Linked DNA regions of Homo sapiens: region 1 is linked to region 2. The links are chromatin loops, found by intact Hi-C in ENCODE. Cell type or tissue: heart left ventricle. All regions are shown on one strand. Each heading gives the region's core, and the rest is flanking DNA. Links, peaks and the distances in the headings are about the cores only. Region 1 holds the start of SERPINB13 (serpin family B member 13). Region 2 holds the start of SERPINB4 (serpin family B member 4).

Region 1 (5,386 bases), core at 193-5,192, 60 kb before region 2:
CACACACACACACAAGCTGGGCACGGTGATGCATGCACGTAGTCCCAGCTATTCAGGAAGCTGAGATGGAAGGATTGCTGGAAGCCAGGTGCCCAAATCCAGAATCTAACCTGGACAACATAGTGAGACCCCATCTCTAAAAAGAAAATTATAAAAATAAAAAATTATACCTGGATTTTCAACTGTGAGGGGGGTTGGCATCGCTAACCCCGTGTTGTTTAGGGGTAAACTGAAGTTTAGTTTTGTCTGCTTTTGTACTTTGTATAAAAAGAATCATACAGTATGCGTTCTTTTACATTTGGCTTCTTTTGTTCAAAATATTGTTTGAGATATTTATCTTTTTTTTTTTTTTTTTTTTTTGCCTGTAGCTTTAGTTCATTCATTGTCATTGCTGTGTAGGATTTCACTGTGTGAACATACCATTATTTACGTGTTATGCTGTTAATGTACATTTGGGTTTCCAGTACTTGGCTATTATGAATGCTGCTATGGGCACATGTCTCTTGGTGCCCATGAGCACACATTTATATTGGGTAAATATCTGGGGTGAAATTATTAGGTCATGGGGTGTATCTATATATATCCAACTTTGGATATATATGTATCTCCAACTTTGATAGTGTTTTTTGATTAATAAAAGCTTTTAAATTTTGTGTTGTCCAGTTTGTTAATTTTTACTCTTACTGTAAATGCTTTTTTGTGTTTCAATTAGCTCTGTGATCCATTTAGAATGGAAATCTGTATATGGTGTGACGTAGTAGTTAAGATTCCTTTCTCCCCCATGTAATTATCCAATGAACTGAACATAATTTATTGAAGAGACCATTCTTTCTCCACTGCTCTGCAACAAGCTTGAACAAAATCAAGGTGCACACGAGCATCAGTATTTTTCTGGGCTTCTGTTCTGATCTATCCTTTGCCAAAAACCATTCTGACAATTAATAATAAACCTTGCTATCTGACAGAGCAGGTATTATCTCTTCCTCCTTCTCTTTCAACAGTGTCATGGCTGTTGTTAGCCCTTGGCTATTTCATATAAATTTGGAATCAGCTGGCCAATTTTTTGAAAAAATGAGCTTCCTGAGATTTTGATTGAGATTGCAGTGATTAATTTTGAGAAAATTGACATCCTTACAATATTGAGTCTTTTAAATCACAAATAAAATATACCCCTCTATTTACTCAGTCTTCTTAATTTCTCTAAATTATGTTTAATCTTTTTCTATATGGAGTCTTAAACATCTTTCATATTTACTAGTTACGTGATGCTTTTTTCATTATCTTAAAACAATTGACATAAAATTATATGTATTTATCACATACAAGGTGTTTTGAAGTATAGAACATTGCATAATGACCAAATCTAGCTAATTAACATAGTATTACCTCACATACCTTATTATTATTATTATTTTTGAGATGGAGTCTGGCTCTGTCGCCCTGGCTGGAGTGCAGTGGTGCTATCTCGGCTCACTGCAACCTCCACTTCTTTGGTTCATGCAATTCTCCTGCCTCAGCCTCCCGAGTAGCTGGGATTACAGGTGCATGCCATCACGTCCAGCTAATTTTTGTATTTTCAGTAGAGACGGGGTTTTGCTATGTTGGCCAGACTGGTCTCTAACTCCTGAACCCAGCTGATCTGCCAGCCTCGGCCTCCCAAAGTGCTGGATTACAGGTATGAGCCACCATGCCCAGCCTCACATAGCTTTTTTATACTCTTTTAAATAATATATTAAAAATGTTTCTAACTGTGTGTTGCTAGTATATTAAAAACACTTGAGTTTTTATATTGACCTTGTAGTCAGCAATCTTGCTAAACTCACTTTTTAATTCTCATAACATTTACCTCAATTCCTCTGTGAATGATTCTATTTTTCTTTTTAAATTATCTTACCTTTTAAATAATTATCTAATTCATCAGTTAATTAATTGCTTTATTGCACTTGTCAGGGTCTCTGGTTCAATTTTGAGTGGAAGCAGCGGCGGTGAACATGCTTGTTTTGTTTTTCATCACAAAGAGAAAACTGGTTCTCTCTCTCCTTTGTCTCTCTCCCCGTGATTTCTTTCTATTAACTATTGAAGGACATGTAAGATGATCATACCGCTTGCTCATTATGTAAAGATGAAAAATTTTCCCATTTAACATATTAATTCTAAAGAGTCCCGATCTAAACCCCAAAAGTGTTTTTCATAGGTCTTGATAAACTAATTAAAAATTTTATCTAAAGAGAATATATGCAAGGTTGCAAATAAATTTTTGGAAAGCAAAAATAATGAGGGCTTGGGCTAGATATCACAACACTTTTGTCATAGGTGAGGCACCCTAGAAGCAGAGCTAAAGACAGGGATTTTTCAGGTAATTTTTGGGAAAAGCGTGATGGGGAGCATGCTTGTTTGAAAGAAGCAGAACAAGGCAAGGGGAAATGTTAATCATGTGGTTTCTGCTAAAGACTGGCTTCAGTCTAATCTTGTGGGGGAGGTCTGGAGGAGAAGTGGCACTATAAAGTTAGTCTTACTCAGGCAGCTGTCTTTTTTTTTCTTTTTCTTTTTTTTTTTTTTTTGAGGTGGAGTTTCGCTCTTGCTGCCCAGGCTGGAGTGCAATGGCGTGATCTCAGCTCACTCCAAACCCCACCTCCTGGGTTCCAGCGATTCTCTTGCCCCACCCTCCTGAGTAACTGGGATTACAGACATGTGCCACCACGCCCGGCTAATTTTTGTATTTTCAGTAGAGACAGGGTTTCACCATGTTGGTCAGGCTGGTCTTGAACTCTTGACCTTAGGTGATCCACCCGCCTTGCCTCCTTAAGTGCTGGGATTACAAACGTGAGCCACCGCGCCCAGCCAGGGGCTGTCTTTTTATGCCCTTATGCCAGTGAGTCATGCCTGAGGTGTGCCCTGGCACGGGGGATGGAGTGGTACCTGGCTTCCCCCGTAGGCAGCTCTCTTTTAGCCGAGAAAAGGGCATCTGTGAATTATAAGGGAAAACAACAACTGGGTAACAGGCATGCTGGTAGGTTAAGGAAATCTGGTGGGAACATCGGCAGCATCCACTACGAGATTACATGCTTGGAGAAGAAAAATATTACAAGTCAGTATCAGTAACAGACACACAGAAGTTGGAACAAAACTATGAGCTATGGAACAGGGTTGGGAACCTATCAATACTCTGCTTCAGGGGATAACTTTCTTCTCCTCACTTGTTAGCATAGAAATCATTTTTTAAATGGTTCTTAATCATCAACATATATTCCACCTCTGGGGCAGTTTTGATCCTAGAAAGAAGAGATGGATAAAACAGAACAGGGAGGAGTCCTGTGATAAGAGGTTGGGAAGGCGTTGAAAATTAGGTTTAGAGAGAATAAGGATGAGAATCTGTCACCAGATGGAGGTGCTTGAGTGTTAAACAAGAGCAGTTCCTGGTGTGAGTGGGCCACTATAAAAGAGGGAAGGTGAAGGTCCGAGAAGTGAGAGGCGCTGGCAACAGGAATGGTGAAGTGGTACAGGGTGGCGGTAGCAGCTGGGGTGGACAGGAAGACCATATGCAGAGTCACGGAGGGACCTGTGGTTGGGGACAGAGCAGCACAGCGTGATGGTCTAAGTTTCCAAAGGGGAGCATTGAAGGTGACTGAAGGAAGAAAGACTTGGAAGAAGAGGGAGTGCGAGGGAGAATAGGAATGGTGACTTTGCTTTCCCAAGATATGAGTGGCCGTTCCCAGAAAAGACTATGGGATGTAGTAGTCCTCAGGACATGCCAGGTTTCCCGGTGAAAGCAGGTGGTAGAGCAAAAGCTTTAGCAAAAAGCAGAAGGCCTGTGGAAATGGCTGGGCAATAGAACAGGAAGTCTAGGGGCCACAGAGAAAGAAATAAGAAGATATAAATGGATAGGGATATTAAAACATAAAGCATTATGGCCGACTCAGAGATTTTATGCCATTTTAAAAAACTAACATTTCCATTTCACTGGCATCCAGGGTTCACTAAGTGTTAATTCTTTCTAAACCTTACTCAATTTGCAAGATTCTCAGTGCCTATTAAAAAGCAAATCAACTAAATGTGGCTTTGAGTTTGCTTAAAGAGCAGCAATCAAAATATTTTGAAAAAAGTAAATTGTGAGTATGGAGATTGGAACACACATGACCCATATGCCCTTCGAGCCTGCGTATCTAGGGAGGTGTTCCTCTAGGCAGAAGGAAGAGCTAAGACACCCTTCTAGGAGCTGCTGCCCAGCAACGATGGCAAATCTCCACGCCCTTTACTGAAGATTAAAGCTAAGACTAATCCAAGCACAGTTTCTTTTAATGAACTGGTAGGGCCAGTAGAAATGCTCCAGGGTTGGCAGGAAAAACTGGAATCTGGGGGTGTAATTTCCTATTGAGTTTTTTTGGTAGTGTTGTTTTCCTGAAATCAGTGAGGATATTGAGTGCTTATGAATTATTGGCATTAGACACAGTACCTGGTACATAATAGACTTGATAAATGTTTATTGAATGAATTAAAATGAGATATTTTACAATTAATGGATGGAATACTTGAGAATAATAGGTGTGTGTGTGTATGTGTGTGTGCGTGTGTGTGTGTGCGCATGCTCGCTTGTGTGTGGCTGCCTACCCAAACTTTTCTTGTTCTTTTTTCTTGTTCCTTTGTAGCAAGATAGTTTTCTTTCATTTTCTTCCTGGCATTTGGCACTCCTAAATAATGCAAATGCAAAAATAACTCTGTTACAGAGAATGACTTGTCAGGACACAGCTCTGTCCATCTGTGGTAAGTAAAGTATGCATTTAATGTATGTGTTCATCAGGCTATACACCTTTGGTTCCCAGCGTTGGCTGTACATTGTAATCACCTGCGGTGATAAAAATTCTGATGCCTGGTTTCCACTCGAGAGATGCTGACTCAGTTGGTCTGGGGTGGGGCTTGGGCATAGATTTTTTTTAAAGTTCCAAGGAGATTTTAAGGTGCACGCAAGGTGGAAAACCACTGCTGAAGCAGATGTGGAGAACTATAAATTAAGGATCCCAGCTACTTAATTGACTTATGCTTCCTAGTTCGTTGCCCAGCCACCACCGTCTCTCCAAAAACCCGAGGTAAGTTCTTATTTTGGCTCCAATTTAAGACCTCTGTATTTTGAGAACAATGATGTTTGTTGTTTGAAAGAATTACTTTTATTTTGCATAGACTTTCTGGAGGTAGTTTTATTTAATTCAGTTCCAACATGGCCATGACAATGTATCTTCTTTGACAGTAAATTAATCCATTTTATTTCTGAGTTAACCTGTAAAGGATCTCTGCAAGGAAACCTGAGGTTGAAATGAAAGCTTTGATATCAGATGTGGGATGCCTTAGCGGGGATGAGCCCTTGAGGGCAAAAGGCCCCAAAGTATGTGGG
Region 2 (5,386 bases), core at 269-5,268:
AAATGCTGGTAGTCTCATTGAGGACCTTTGATGTTATTCCCTGATAATTGGTGTATTTCACCTCAAATACCCTTCAAAATCCACCTTATATTTGACTTCTTCCAGAAAATTCTTCTTGCTCTAACGTACTGCAATCTTTTCTCTTCTGAACTAAAGATGCAGCGCTGTCTACCAGTAGATTTTCTCCTTGTTGGTTTAAAGGGTTAGGTTTAGCTTCCCAGTTAAACTCTCAGCTCCTTATGGGCAAGGACCATATTTCACTTCTAACAGTCATCAAGGATACGAGTATGTTGAAGGTTGGATATTTTAAATAGATTATGCCAGGAAGCCCTGTTATACCTGTTGGTGCTATTATCTTGTAGGACACATTGACTGATCTGTGGCTCTTTCCTCATGATGGTCATTCTCTGCACGTAAGAAGAGTGTATGCCAGGTCCATGGCTAAGGACTTTACATGGGTAACTCTAAGTCTTTAGTTCAATTCAGATGAACACAAGAAAGCTCAGAGAATGGGGAAAAAAACCCTGTTTATAGAGACATAAATTAGAAGTGCCAAGTTTTGAACCTAAGCCTGTTTAAATCTAGAACTTTCTACCTTCCAGCAAAGCATTTTGCACTATTAAGGCTCTAAACCAATATATTCCATAGCAATCATTTTCCAAAATATACTTGGACTTGTGCTTATTCCTCTGAATCTCATTAATGACTCAATGAAAATTAAATTATTTTCACATTATTATGATTAGTATAATTATAGCTACTTTATAATAATAATAACATTTATTATGACTTTTATGGGCAAGGCACTGTTGTAAACATTTGCATGTATTTGCATGTATTGAGTCAGATTTTTTCTTACCCTTAGTTTTCTGGGATGAGGTCACTGGGACTCCGAGCAGTTGTGTCCTGCTCTTATTCATCATTTGTGAAGAGCAAAGCTGGAGTCTGAACCCAGCCTATCCTGATCCAGACCTATGCTCTGAGGTACAGTGCTGACTGTCTTTTAGTAACGCAGAAATGAGGAATAATAATTATGTGCCATGAAATGCCAACCCACTCTGTATGTCTCAATCTTTGTGTCCAAGATTTTCCCTAAAACTGGCCTTTTCTTAGTTTTTGTGAAGTTCCAGGTTTAAACTATGACCTGTTCAGGGATCTAAAGCTGAACCATAGTGCTCTGTGACTCACATGATATGTTGCAGCTTTTTCTGTGGTGTTCTCTGTGACTTGATCAAAGTGAAGAACCTGGAAGAGACATGAAGCGGGACAAGAAAACTTTACTCAAAAGATCTGTTTAAGTCAGTGGTCTCACAGTTATGGGAATTCCTGCACAGCCCCCTGTGCTACCCATCAGACCACCACATCTATTACCATCTGCGTGCTAGCCGACGGAACCAGAGAAAAACTGCAACAGGACAACGTAATGATGCTGATAGCTACCTTGCTAATTTGTTGTGCAGTGTTGTCTTTGGCTCCTAAGAGGACCATCCCTAATGCTGATGTGATGCTGATAGGGGAATAGAAGATGTTGTTCTCTTTTGATTTTCTGAACTGTTGGAACAGATCGAACATGAACTTGGTGTTGGCTTCACTGAGTGAATTCATGGTGAACTCGATGTGATCTGGAACTCCTGGAAAAGCATCAGATTCCTGTCAGAATGACTTTAATAAATGGAATGGTATTTTGTAGTACAATTTTCTTAAAGAAATGATATATCTGGGTTGTGAGATTTTGACATTTAAAGTTTTTCTCTTATTTTTAACGCTTCAATCTTTCTACAATGTGCATATATTAAATATATTAATGTCCTAATTAGAAGGCTTACAAAACTACGTTTTTAAAGACTATTGTAAATAAGTAATCGACCCTCTTTATCTTTCTTTCATTGCTGGTTACACTAGAGCTAGGTAGGATGGCTTTACAATGAATGCTAACAGGAGACCTCTGTGGATCACATCCAACCAGCTGTTAAGATGCGTCCCTGACATCTCCTTCAAGACTCTCTGGCTGCAAGGCACTCTCCCTCTGTGTTCCTAAAAGTGCCTTGGTTTACTTGGAACTAAGCAATTTAGATAAAGGACAAATCAGATGAAATAGGTATTTTAATTTTGCTCTGGCAGAATAAGTAAAATATAATCAGACAGAATGCAGGAGATGCATGATATAGAACACAGTATCATTATTATTCTCAAAAATAATTCATGTTATTAAGCTGGAGAGGCTTGAAGCTCTTACCTGTGTTCCTAGAGGAAGCAGAGGTGGGCAGAGAGGCTGTGTGTGTCTGTGGAATGAAGGGTGAGATCCTAAATTTATGCCTCTCCTCTTGCTGCCTTTCCCTCTGTGGTTAGTATTTGAAGTTACTCAACTTCAGATTTCACAAGCGGGCTAACACTCACCTTTATGAATATGAAAATTTATGACAAAGGACAGGATTACAGTTCTACCATTGTACCTCCTTTTTAATCTATAGGGAAAAAATAAGAATGCAAGTCAGCAGTCACCGGCTCATGTGAAATACATGTAGGTGCCTTTCTAATGCCAATGAGAATAAGTTTAGAATTCCAATTTCCTCTCATTTGTTTCAACTCCATCCCTTTGTATTCTACTCCAGCTGTAAAACAAAAACAAAAACAAACAAACAAAAACCCCACCATTCTTTTCTTGGATTTTGCATTGTCTTTTAGGCATACTTCGAATACCAAAGAACTAAAAAGCTTACATTTCCTGTTTTTCAGTTCTGAAAGTTTTTGTCATCCTATGAATTTCCTTAGTAATTTTTCTGTATAACAAGGAATGTAGTGCTAATTCTAAGTCCAAAGAGATAGTGAAGAAGTGTACTTCAGTATCTTATAGCATACTATGGAGAATAGGATTCTATTGCCTTCTCCTGAGTGCTCAGCTTTGGCAGTGATCCTACCAGTCACTTCCTGTGCCCCTTACAACCATCCCAGATGGTTTTCTGTTGCATAGGCTCAGTGAGAAAGTTATCTGCCTTGCTGAGTGATATGGTTTGGCTGTGTTCCCACCCAAATCTCAACTTGAATTGTATCTACCAGAATTTCCACATGTTATTGGAGGGACCCAGGTAGAGGTAATTGAATCATGGGGGCCGGTCTTTCTTGTGCTATTCTCATGATAGTTAATAAGCCTCAGGAGATCCGATGGGTTTATCAGGGGTTTCTTCTTTTGCTTCTTCCTCATCTTCTCTTGCAGCCACCATGTAAGAATAACTTTTGCCTCCTACTGTGATTCTGAGGCCTCCCCAATCACGTGGAACTCTAAGCCCAATTAAACCTCTTTTTCTTGCCAGTCTCAGGTATGTTTTTATCAGCAGCATGAAAACAGACTAACACATTGAGTTAACAGGCTGACACTGAGAAGAGCAATTGAAACAGACGGGCCATTTTAAATGGCAGCTTTCTAATTTTACATTTAAAAATGAAGCCGAAAAATAAATTGCTTGACCTGTCAGGATCACAACATTTCTCAATGGTCCTTCTGTTTAGCACCTGGCTTCAGACTCATTCCAGTGTTTCCCCTGGAATATCTTGTAATCTGAAGAATGTCTGTGGCCAGGGAGAGGGGTTGTTGTCCAAGGCCATTTAATCCAATATCTCCCTGACAACCAGAGTGGGGGGCTGTTTGTTTTGTGGACCCCCTTTTTATTAACATATAATTTATATACCATAAATTCAACTGTACAATTCAATGATTTTATTATATTCACAAAGTTGTGCTATCATCATCATGATCTCATTCCACAACAATTTCACTACCTCCAAAAGAAATCTTGTACTTCATTCTTCCCTTCCTGGAGACCCTGGAAACCAGGAATCTACCTCCTGTTTCTATGGATTTGCCTATTCCAAACATTTCAGGTAAATGGAATCATACAGTAAGTCCTTTTGTGACTGGCTTCTTTAATCTAGTGTTATTTTCATGGTTTGTCCACATCATTGCATGGATCAGTACATCATTCCTTTTTGTGGTCGAATAATATTCCATTCTATGAATAGACCAGATTTTCTTTAATCATAAGTTGATGGACATTTGTGTTGTTTCCATCCTTTTACTATTATGAATAATGATGTTGTGACCTTTCATGTACATTTTTTTGCATGGCATATTTCTTCATTTCTTTTGAGTATAAACCTATGAATGAAATCGCTGGGTCATATGGTAAATCCAGGTTAACATTTTGAGGAAATGCCAGACTCTTCTCCATAGAATTCTGCACAAGTGTGCATTCCAACCGACCGTGAATAGAGTTCTGATTTCTCCACATTCTCCCCAACACTTGGTATTGTCATGGGCCCTTTTTAACACCAGCCGTGAGTTTGTTTTCTCAGCACATCACAAAGTCAAGGGAGATTTATCTACAACAAGGTGCCAGAAACACATAGGCTGAAAGTAGGGGCTGGATGGGAGAAAGGAAGCTGTGTTTCCAATCTGGAAATTTCTCACCTGCCTGTTTCCTCAACCCCCAAGACATGCTCTTCTTAGGTCTCCTGTATCAATATATATGTTTTGAGTCTCTGAATGAGTTTAAGAGGTATAAGTTCCCTGATTGAAGTCGGGGAATAGACTAATGGGGCGTTGATGGACTAAAAATCCAAAGATAGAAGAAAAAGAAAGAAGAGGAAATATCTGAGATAAAGAATTCCAAAAATGAATAATGGTCTTCTCAGCTGAGTCTGCATCCAGCGCTATAAGACAAAAATGGACCTTCCTCTATTGGAGTAGGATGGATTTACTCGGGTACCAAAGAAAAGGAATCTAATGTCTCATAGGACAGAAGCAACAAGCTCATCCTGGGAATGGAGGGAAGAAAAAAACAGGATAACAAGCTGAGACAAACCGGGGTTACAGGGGACCAATCTATGGAAGAGAATTTCAGACTATGGCTAAACGTCCTGAGGCACGGAGGTTTGCCCTGAAGGTTGAACTTAAGGAAAGGTACTAACTGAAAATGACCAGGAGTTTGCTTAAATTTAGAGAAAGCTTGGATGAGTTCAAATGAGAAATCATTTCAGGCATTTTTTTCTGTTCCTAAATAGTTCTCCTAGCATGTGATAGACAGGCTAGAAAGGACATATCCTGGTGTGTGAGACTGGACATATCCTGATGTCATATATTGCCACAGAGAACTCAGAAATTCCAAGAAGTTTTTGCATATGAACACTTGCCAACTTATGTCTCTTGATATTTCATAAACATACACCAACTTCATTGGCTCCAGGAATCCAGAAATTAAAAACAAATCCTCAATGGGAAATTACACTTTCAGGAAATATCCTGTCATTACTAATGCCTTTATAGATTGGTTAAGAAATATCTCCTAGATTTTCCTGGACCTCACTTCCTTATGAAGGCTGTAAAGTTTTC

Evidence for each region. Hi-C counts contacts between places; a loop is a spot of excess contacts. Peaks named below come from ENCODE experiments on the same cell type or tissue, not always from the same donor. Only the 100,000 strongest peaks of a DNase experiment are listed, where the experiment ranks them.
Region 1: it touches region 2 in a loop (3-fold over the local background); 2 of 110 quality-filtered maps call a loop at or near these places.

Annotation. Positions count from the first base shown.
Region 1 is chr18:63,582,367-63,587,752 of GRCh38, forward strand. It overlaps SERPINB13 (serpin family B member 13), which reads left to right and starts at 4,977. Exons shown (of 8, transcript NM_012397.4): 1 at 4,977-5,084. In heart left ventricle, for the core only: no CTCF peak of the experiment used is centred there; no DNase peak of the experiment used is centred there.
Region 2 is chr18:63,641,973-63,647,358 of GRCh38, forward strand. SERPINB4 (serpin family B member 4) reads right to left here and starts at 2,284. Exons shown (of 8, transcript NM_002974.4): 1 at 2,237-2,284; 2 at 1,441-1,631; 3 at 1,189-1,245. The coding sequence starts at 1,605. RefSeq lists an enhancer at 1-13. In heart left ventricle, for the core only: no CTCF peak of the experiment used is centred there; no DNase peak of the experiment used is centred there.